2 separate regions of the Homo sapiens genome follow, and region 1 is linked to region 2. A link is a loop called in an ENCODE intact Hi-C map of the cell type or tissue named here. Cell type or tissue: IMR-90. All regions are shown on one strand. Each heading gives the region's core, and the rest is flanking DNA. Links, peaks and the distances in the headings are about the cores only.

Region 1 (5,388 bases), core at 103-5,102, 220 kb after region 2:
CCCATTGCCATCCCCCAGCTGAAGCTGTTCTAAACTGGAGATCTTAAAGGCAAGTCCAATGCTGTGAGGAGGAGATGAGAGGAGAGTCACTGTGATGACCGCACTTGATGTCTCCTGGAAAGACCACTTTGCTTGGGGTCTCTTCTCCATTTCAGGAGGCCTGTAGCCTTGGAGACGTGGAGTTCTGTTTTCATCGAATACAGTAGCTCCCAGACATTACTAGAGAAAGATCAGAAGGGGCAGGAGCTAAATAGAAATATATATCACATTTTTTAAACCTGAGTAGTCCATAACAGTATTATTTTTTACAAAGGCTTTAGGAGGCCATTGCAGCAGGAACAGGAAGGGGAGCACATCTATTATTTATCTAATGCATTCCATGTGCAGGAACTCTGCTGGAGTCAAAATGGCAGGGTTCAAATCATGGCTCAGACACTTACAAGCTGTGTGGCATCAGGAGACTTACTTAAACTCTCTGAACTTCAGTTTTCCTATCTGTAAAATGGGACTAACTAGATTATCTACCTCAAAGAGTTTTAAAGATTAAAGAAGATAAAACTTTAAAGCAAGCACTTAGCATAGCTGTCAATCACTTAGCAAGGCACTCAATGCATGAATTATTTGTAGTGTATTTAATATTTTCAACTCTGTGAATCATTGACTCAAATTGACAGCAAATATTTGAGTACCTATTGACTGACCCAGAAGGCCATATTCTTTTTATTACCCTTTCTTTCCCTCCCAGGACATAAACCATAAACTCCTAGGCACAGGAAAGCCATTTATTATGTTGAATAAGAAAAATTCAACTTTTTGAAGTGTCAAAGCCTTGGATTTAAGCTAGGGTAAATCAGTTTTCAGATATTACAGAGCTCTGGAGAACACACACCCAAATGTCGGCAGAGCAGAGCCATGTGGCTGAAGCTCCTCGCATCAAAGCAGCCTGCTGGGTTACACCGAGATGGTTACATGAAAGCTTGGTGGTGTTTTCCAAAGATTCTGTTTAGGGCCTGGGAAGAGAGGATAGACCCTCACTTTAATTCTGCAAACACTGGTGAGTTATGCCATGTGCCCAAATCTGTGCTGGTGTCTGGGACCCGTGCTGTCTGTTCTCAGTAGCCTTGGCATGAACATTCAAACACTTTTTGGCCATGCCAGTGACAAGAGTAAGAGCCTCTGAGAGAAAGAGTAGCTGATGTTGCTTGGTGACATCTAGGGAGGCATCCCAGAGGAGGGGACATCTGAGCTACTGTTTGCCATGAAAATAAAGATGGAAGAATTTCATGGGGAACCAAAGAAACCCTGTAATAAGTTTTGAACTAAATAACAGAAGTCATAATCACAGCTACTGCGGATGTAGTCAAACTCAAACTTTTTTTTTTATGTGAAGGATCTTATCTTTTACTGTTCTGAACGACTTCCCCAGTGTGAAGGGATCTCTTTCAATGAGGTTCAGTTAAATCAAGACAGGACAGTGGCCTCCAAGGCATCTCGAACTAGGGAGAATGCCTAACACGCATTCCACAAAACATGCTGAATGGAAGGCATGCGCCCACAGAAGGTTCAGCTCCTCCTTTCTTCTACCTAGCCTGACAGGAACAACTACATTATACCTTGGTTTGTTTCCCTTGGCAAAGAGAATTACAAAATGTGATGTCCTTTCTATTTGTGAACAAATCAGTACTCCAGAAGATCATGCTGTTTGCGTTGGCAATATAAGCAAAAGTGGACAGGTTGTCACCAAATAACTTCCGTGGCCATGAAATACCCACCCATCAACTTGCCCTCCAATAAATAGGATCTTTTATCAGTAGAAACGAAATAGTGTTGCCAGCTAGAAAATAGCCCAGTTGGAAGTATGACCTTATATCATTTGGTGAGTCACCTGGCTTTGCACTGAAGTGTTTGAGATCCTGCTACGTGGTTGGAGTGTTGTTTGCTTGTTTATTTTTCCTTTTTAAATTTCATTAAACAGCATTTACTTGTGACAAAAGTCAAAGGTTTGATTGCAACAATCAGGAAGTGAGCTCCTCTTTCGGTGTGCTGGGGGAAAATACTTCAACTGAGACAAGACCAGCAGCAAACGTCATCCTGAGAAGCAGCTGAAAAACATCTCTCCCAAAAAACGTTTGTCCCAGCTCAATACACTGAACGTGCGGTGGTCAGAACTGATGAGGGCTTCTGTCGTCCTCTGCCCAGGAAAGCCAGTGGGACTCTCGTGCTCATTCTGCCCTCTGGTGGCTTCTTTTGTAAAATGCATCGGGACGGCTGTATTCTAAGCAGAGATGACTTTCTTCTTCATATGATTTCATGTGATTCTTATCTACAATTACAAAGCCCAACTATCTTCTGACCCATAGACCTCAGATTCAGTTTACTAATCAAATTAACTAAAATCCTGACATGTATTTAATTAAACACGCAATGAGGGTTAAAAATGTAGTCAATGGTCAGCTTTAAGCCAGCTTGGGTGAGCTGCAGATGAATTGTATTAATGAATGAATTCACCTGGTGAGTGAAACCCACTATACGATGTGCTCAAATCCTTAAACACTGAAAGATCAGTGAATTTAATTCATCAGACAACAAATTCGTTTTTTAGTAGATTATTGACATGCTGAGGCTAAAATCTATATAACTAAGAATAACAAAATTCATTTGAACAAGAATTAAGAAGCATGACTTGCTTATAAAGATACGTTAATTAAATCAGTATTGGCACAAGAATAGACAAAGCTCAGAAACAAACCCACATATGCATGGAAACTTGATATAGGAGAGATGGATATTTTAAATCAGAGCAGAAGGCCCTCACTCAGGATAAGTGGTACTGGAGAAACTGATTATTCTTCTGTGCAAAAATAAATTTAGATCATACGTCAAAGTACAGAATAATAATAATATATCTCAAATGTAATATAGGCCTCAGTTTGAAAACCCAAACTTAGAAGTTTACAACAAAAAAGGAGACTATCTATAAATAGGATGCAAAAATGCCTAGAAAAAAGCAATAACGGATGTATACAATTATCCTGTATACAACTTTTGTAAAAGTCACCTTAAACAGTGTCAGCAGAAGATATTTGCAGCACAAATGTCCAATGAAATCTTAGTATCCAGGCTATATAAAGATTTCCTAGAAATCTATTTTTTAAAGGCAAATAACCCAATAGAACACAAGAGAAAAAAGCACAAGCAGGCAATTCGTAGAAGAGAGAGCCCAAATGGCCAGTATATTGCACGATTTATGAGGAATGAAGGAAATGCAGATCAAAATCTTGATGAGACAGTATTCAGCTCCCAACATATCATTCATTAAAAAAATCTGGCAATAACAGATCCAGATGAAAACAAGGATGTGGAGAAAGTGGAAAATTTTTGAATTGGCACAATCACTATTTAATATTTAACAACTAATTAATAATGAATAACTAATTAATTGAAATTTAATAATAACTAGTGTGTATTAAATCAATATGTAATACATAATGAACATCTAGGTAATGTCTATGAAGCTGATAACACACATTCTGTACAGCCAAGCTCTTCCAGCTCTAGAGAATTTTTTGCATATGTGCACCAGGAGACATGCTGGCAATAATGGGATTGATGGGCCATTGTGGTACAATCAGCCTCAGGTACCCCAGAGCACCAGTCGTACTTCTGGCAGAGCTCAGCATGGTGGTTACAAGCATGGGCTTTGGGGGTCACACAGACCTGGGGGCTCTTACACTTTGTAGCTATCCAGCAATAGCACCGTTTCTCTGGGCCCTAGTTTGCTCATTTGTCGGTGAGGATAGTGAGGTCTCTGTCCCAAAATTATTGGGAAATTTAAATGGCAGAGCTATTTGTATGGCTATAAAGTATCTTTGCACAGTGCCTGGCACAGATGAATGGTTGCTATTGTTTTCATTATCGTTATTATAATTATCCTCACTGGGCATTCATACTAATTTATGACTCAGGAGAAATAATCTTTTCTGACTAGGAAGACAGTTATCAAGAAAGAATGTCCAATGATATATTCTTAGGATAGCAAGATTGGTAGTCAGAGTGTTCAAATGGTGAAATAACCAGAGGTGTGTAAACAGTTTCACCATTCATTGGATTATAAACCAAAGTCTCACCAGCCCCAAGTCATCATTCTCCCAGAACAATTATGGTTGGCCCCCTCTCACTGGCAGTAGAGACTGGTAGGACATGGTAACTCATCAGACTCTCTCACTCAACTTGACACCCTTGGTTCTGGTCATCAATAACGTACCCGCACTGAGTTTGTGAGGTGTCCCATTTTTCACTAAAGACCCTACATTTTCTGATGCCCAACCCCTAACCCAGCCAAGAGGAAGACCAAGAAGTCAGATTTATCTAATGAAGTAGGCTGGCTTGGCATGTGCCTACAGGATTGAGACCTGAAGGATGAAAGCCATATTTAAAAAAAAAAGCTCAAAGCCCTCGTAGGATGTGAAAGCCGCCACACAGAAATAGCATAACGAACTGTACTTTACACTCTAAAGAATTTTCCCTTCAGAACTCATAAATGTATTTATATAAGAAATGGCAAATTAAAGAACCCTTTCACCTGTCTTCACCAGAAAGTTTCATAGGACATAAACTGAGCTAATCAGATTTTATGTGAGATACTTTCTCCAGGTCTCCAAAATGTTCACTATCCCCTTTAAATTATGGTTAAGGGAATTTCAAAATGGAAACATCCAAATAAAATTGATGAGTTTAGCTTTCATGAGGAATTAATCCTTAGCTTGGGTAATGATCAATGGGTGCTAAGACCTATAAATTTCATAACTTTGTCCTTGATATAGTTATTTTTCTTCCTTAAAACCTAAAAATACATCTTCCCTTCCAGCAAGATAGAGACACAAGATGTCCCTGTGGATGAAAGGTGCTCAAGACAGCTATCCCTCTACAAAGACTCTCTAATGCACTGTTGGCCATTGTTCCTGAAATTCATTTGCGGGACAGTTGGTGGAGTAGGTTGTAAGAGCAGATTGATGAAAAGAATGTAGAATTTGACATGGCATGCCAAATGTAAGAGGGAAATGCCTGACAAGCAAAGAAATCAGTACCAAGTCAAATAACTTTACATATATGCAAATGGGCTGGAATTGTGCCTGTCAGCCATCACTTTGTGGCCTGAATGCTGAAAGGTATTCAGAACCATAGACAAGACTGGGTGAACCTGAACAAATTTAATTCTTCAACAGCCCTGGACAATGCTCACAGCAGCCAGTATCCACATTCCCCCAGGGTCTGGGCTGTGCCAACCTCCACTGCTCTCTGGGTCGGGCTGCAGGGACTCTTCAACACTTATTTGTTCATGCATTTATGCTGCAGTTACTAAGAAAGCATCTTCTACATGCAAACAAC
Region 2 (5,388 bases), core at 111-5,110:
CAGACATCTAAGACAAAGAAGATACACAGCTGAGGAAGGCGAGATGCCTTTTAAAAATTAGACAACATCTTAGAGGGTTTATTTCCTTTATCTCTAGACCTACATCCATTAACCCACACTCAGAGACAATCGCTGCCACTGTTCAGGAAGCCAGCTCGAATGGGTCGAAACTGCCATTGTATATCCAGGAAAGATAGACACACGACAGAGATTTTTTTTAAAATGCCAATTTCCAGGGAACCAGCTTCTGCTGAATGCAGCCTGATAGAAATTCAAGATAAAACTCTCATGGATTCTGCCCATCCATAAAGTGCCACTTAGCAGACAATTTGCACCATCTGTGAACCACTCCCATCCACTAAGCTTCTTTTTTAGCTGTTGTAAACTCTGTCTCATCAAACTCTTATCTTTTACCTATACAGAGCCGTACTTTAATTGATAAATTTCAGGGAAAACGGAGGAGGGACAGCGTTTCAGGAATAACTGGGACCAGTGAGATCAGTGTCTTAGGAAGATGAAGATCTGAATCCTGAACCGTGACTCACGGGAGCCTGGCTGATCTCCTTCGCTTTCACAGGACTTCTCGCTGCTATGACACATTTGCATGGTGACTCCTGGTTCTTTTCCAGGCGTCAATGTGAATGTCCATTTTCTTTTGGAGTGGCTGTCTCTTTAAACTCTTACAATACACACGGGTTTTCTTTTCTGGCTTTTCTTGTAAGGTGCTGCCTATCAAAAAAGAGACAGGAGAGAGAGAGAGAGAGAGAGAGAGAGAGAGAGAGATTGTCTTCCAAAGGTTGTTTTCTTACCCTCTGTTGCTTAAACAATCATCTTCTGTGTTATTGAGGAAAACCCAAAGCTGTCAGCTTCCCTGGACTTCAGGTTTCCAGCAAACTCACCTCCCCCCTCCCTTGGTTTCACCCCCATCTGCTTATAATTTAATGTTCTGTATGTTTTAATCATTTCATTAGGCATGTCCTTATTTTGAAATGCAACTAATTCTTCAGTTCAAACAAACAGCCAGTAATTCTAAAAATGAGACCATTCTTTTCTTTCAGTTAGAGATTGGCTTAGAAGAAATATCACACCTATTTTGAGAAGGGTGAAATAACTCAAATGCCACTAGTTTTTTTAAAACCGCTGACTTTTAAAAGTGGAAATGATCTTAGAGATTGCTTCATTTTCTCCACAGATATGGAACTAACTTTTGGGGATGTTTTCTCATGTCTTTCTGAACACTTTGTGATAAAGTCATTCCTATTAAGGTTTGTCTTAATACGGATTTGTAAAAATTATGTAATAAAATACCTCATTTCTATACTCGGTGACAATGGACATGAAAGAAAAAGTGATTCCACTATAGGACTTGTATGTTTTATTAATTTATTTTCTTTATAGGAATTTACATTCTTTAAGGCAAGGAGAATCATATTTTGCTATAAGGGGAAAGATAATTTGCAAGGTGTTTCATGTGATTTTTCCCCCTGACATTCAGATTTATTCTATATCAAGAAAAGAAGCTTCTGGGCCGGGTGCAGTGGCTCACGCCTGTAATCCCAGCACTTTGGGAGGCCAAGGTGGGCGGATCACCTGAGGTTAGGAGTTCAAGACCAGCCTGACCAACATGGAGAAACCCCGTCTCTATTAAAAACACAAAAATAGCCGGGCTTTGTGGCACATGCCTGTAATCACAGCTACTCAGGGGGCTGAGGCAGGAGAATCTCTTGAACCTGGGAGGCGGAGGTTGCAGTGAGCCAAGATCGTGCCATTGCACTCCAGCCTGGGCAAAAAGAGCGAAACTCTGTCTCAAAAAAAAAAAAAAGGAGAAGCTTCTGAAATTCCAGGAGCATACAACTTCCCCCCTTATCTATGGGGGATACATTCTTCCAAGACCCCAGTGGATGCCTGAAACTGCAATAGTACCAAACCCTACATATACTATGCATGAATTTCTTTTTTTCCTTACCATTCATGGGTAAGCTGGTCCAAGTGCAGTGGTGTTTACAACTAATTGATCACAATTCGTGGGTAGAAGTTTCCTTCTTACTGTAGATCTTAAAGATGTCAGCATACAATTTTTTTCTTTCCTTATTAAGCTGATAACTTTCACCTTTTCACTTCAAGGATGCATTTTATGGCTTCTTTTTTGGCATATGCAAATTGCCAGCATCATTACTCTCATGCTTTGAGGCCATTATATAACAAAATGAGGGTTACTTGAACACAAGCACTGGGAAACGGTGACAGTCTATGTGATAACTGAGATGGCTACCGTGTGACTGACAGGAAGGTAGCTTAGACAGTGTGGATATGCTGGACAAAGAGAAGATTCCCCTCCCAGGTGGGACAGAGGATGAGAGATTTCAGCATGCAACTGAGAATGGCATGCAATTTAAAACTTATGAATTATTTCTGAAATTTTCCATTTAATTTTTTGGGGCCACAACTGACCACAGGTAAATGAAACCACAGAAAACAAAACCTCAGCTAAGAAAGAGCTAATGTATTTAATTTTAACATTATATCAATGACCCAACTGTGCAACGTAAAATGTCTTTATTTTCTGATACTTGTATTACTTTCTGGTAATAAAACGTCCTTTCAGTATTTTAGAAGAACGAGTCACATTTCGCACATAGTAGTAGACACTTAATAGATGTTTGTTGAAACATTCGTAGATAAGTGGGTAGATACACACTGACATTTAACGATGTGCCTTAATTCAGCTTTAAGTGCTAATGTTTATTAACGGTGATGCGTAAATACAACAGCACACATTCTGATTTAGGCTCGTCCACTGAAAATGTCCCCCTACTTCCAAAACGTAAACCGGTACCATTTAAGGATCGAAATGAAAACAACGTAATAGTGAAGTTGTCTTGGAGGAATTGCTGGAGGACGCCTTTGATACCTTTATGGAGAATGAATGGGAAGCCTTTGCGTGTGGCTGACACAAATGGTTGTCACACGCCATCTAGTGGCCATCCGTGAAACTGTGCATATGCCGTGGGAAACGCTTTTGGAACAAGTTGGATTGCTCCGAATTTCAGTGCCTATCGGGCAGCCAGTGAACATTTGTCCATCTTTAAGGCATTAAACTGAGAAGAACCACTGAGGAAAGCATGCCACAGTCTTTCCCAAAATCCCTGTGTCTTAAGGAACAACCAAGAAGTTAACTGGTCAGGGAAAAGATTTCTTTTGGAACACAGGTAAGCAAAACCAAGACGCCATCGGAGACACCCTTGCCTGCAACGGTTGTGGTATAAAGCAAGGTAAGTAGCGTGATATTCACTGCTTTTTGTCCCACAGAAGCCATCGCTGTGTGCGGAAATCCATGACCTGGCCATGACTTCTACAACCCGGAGGACTTGCCTGGCATTACCGAAAAGCACAGGGGAAAGATTCTGTGGCAGGTGCCGCATTTCATCCAGCTCACTCCGTGCTAGTTCCTAAGACATCTTAATTCTTACACATATGCATAATCGTGATATTTTGCCATGAATAACAATATATTTCACAATTATCAACCATTTTAATTTTTAGCTTTCTAACCTCGGACTACTATAATAAAAAGAAATAATAAATCCAAAAGTAGTAGTGGAAAAAATAAGTATCTCCAGGTTTGTTCCTGTAAAGTTAATTAGTTCAAAACAGAGTGAGGACTCTAAGAGTTTGGGGTTTTTTTGTGTGTGTGTGTTAAGTATCAGCATTAAGTATCTTCAAGACAATTCAAAGTAAGATGATAAGTCACTAGGTTGTAAATTTCACAAAAAATCATTAAATACACTGTGTCGGACTACAGCGGAACAGTGGGAAGAACATTCAGTATTTGAGAGTAAACAACTCAAATTAAGTTGTTTAGGAATCTCACAGACAGGAAAATTTTTCCTCTCTGGTTTTCCATGGTAGCATGTTTACAGTACTTGAAAAATGTTGCTTTCAAGTCATGTTAACTGCTTCTTAAGACCATCAAATAAGAAATGATATAGCTTATTAGTTCCAAAATAGAAAATCCTATAACATCATTTCCTCTTCATGTTAAGGTTAACTTCCATTATAAATATATGCTTTCAGTATAAAATGCTCGACCTCAAAAGATACCAGCTTTTGCGTTTTGAACTATAATCGTGATCCATAAATGGTGATAGAGCTTCAGCTACATCTCAAACATTTATGTTCCACTCTCTTTATCAAAGAGCGATTTATTTTCAGAGAAACATTTATCAATTTAAGGTGTCTGAAATATTCATTTTTTAAAAAGGGCTATAAACAAGTAGCAAGATGAATAATCTGGTTTTCTGTGGGTTAAGTTACATATCAAAAAATCCTAAAATTTTTCATCATTTTGATGCACTATTCTTAATTTTTAAAAACTCATTGTCTGAAAGCAAGACAGATATTTTAATGCTAATATGTAAAAATAAACCGGATTTACGGTCTTGGGTCTCTGTCGTTGCCTATATATCTAGATGTCTACAAAAATATTCCAGATTTTCTGCTTTTCTTAATCTCAAATGTTCAAAATGACTACATTTTCTAGAATATTTACCTATTAGCTGATGTTATTGTTAAAAAGAAAATCAGACTAATTTTGGCAGTATTGTGCCTTACTACAAATCCTGTCTTTACTGTGAGAGTGGAGAAAAATAAAATTTGCAGAATTCCAGTCTCTAGCCATTGGCATTTTCCGGGCTTTCTTGTTTTCTATATATTGAGTCCCCTGTGCGTATGGGAAGCTCAGCTGAGGACTAATGCAAACTATTTTCCCACAAGCCAACATGTCGTCACTACAAATATACCTAAAAATAAAAATAAATAACATGTAAAAGTGCTCTGTCCTCAACAAAGCAGAAGGGTGAGATTTTGATCAAGCCATCTGTGGTTGCCGTGACATTCTGACCAGTCCAGTAGAAATCACATGATTCTTTAGAACATCTAACTCTCTCCTCTGTCCACTTTGTAGCGATATTGCTGGGATAGCCTGAGACAATTTCAGAGAGGTTTGGGGCTCAGGAAGACATAAATGCAATGCATTGTTTTGCAAGATCTGGCTGGAAGGGTGTAGCGTGAAGTAAAATTAAGACCTCCTCCTTTATTGTGAGGCACAGTTGGGCTGTTTGATCTCTAAGTCCTCGGATAATTGGAGTCTACACAGCCTGTGGAATTGGGTCCTGAGCAGCTCACCCTCATGCCCAAAGCCCACCGCCGACCTGCCTGGGGCACCATTTATCCCCACCCCGCCCCCACCAAACACACACACACCAGATTCAGCTTGTATTCAGGGTTCTGCCTTGAACACAGGCATTGTTTCCAAGCTGAGAAAATGATGATGTGGAAATTCTAATAGAAGACATACTGTTTGTTATCAGGTACACAAAAGTAAACAGA

The links. Peaks named below come from ENCODE experiments on the same cell type or tissue, not always from the same donor. Only the 100,000 strongest peaks of a DNase experiment are listed, where the experiment ranks them.
Region 1: a loop joins it to region 2, with 10 times the contacts of the local background. A loop is called at or near these places in 3 of 110 quality-filtered maps.

What each region holds. Positions count from the first base shown.
Region 1 is chr10:118,457,551-118,462,938 of GRCh38, forward strand. No RefSeq gene overlaps it. Among named protein-coding and RNA genes, the nearest start is that of LINC00867, 100 kb to the left of the region's middle. In IMR-90, for the core only: a CTCF peak has its summit at 2,238 (motif pointing left); no DNase peak of the experiment used is centred there.
Region 2 is chr10:118,238,474-118,243,861 of GRCh38, forward strand. LINC02944 (long intergenic non-protein coding RNA 2944) reads left to right here and starts at 3,032. Exons shown (of 5, transcript XR_946349.3): 1 at 3,032-3,209; 2 at 3,310-3,413. In IMR-90, for the core only: a CTCF peak has its summit at 2,982 (motif pointing left); a DNase peak (open chromatin) is centred at 2,958; H3K27me3 peaks cover 277 bases.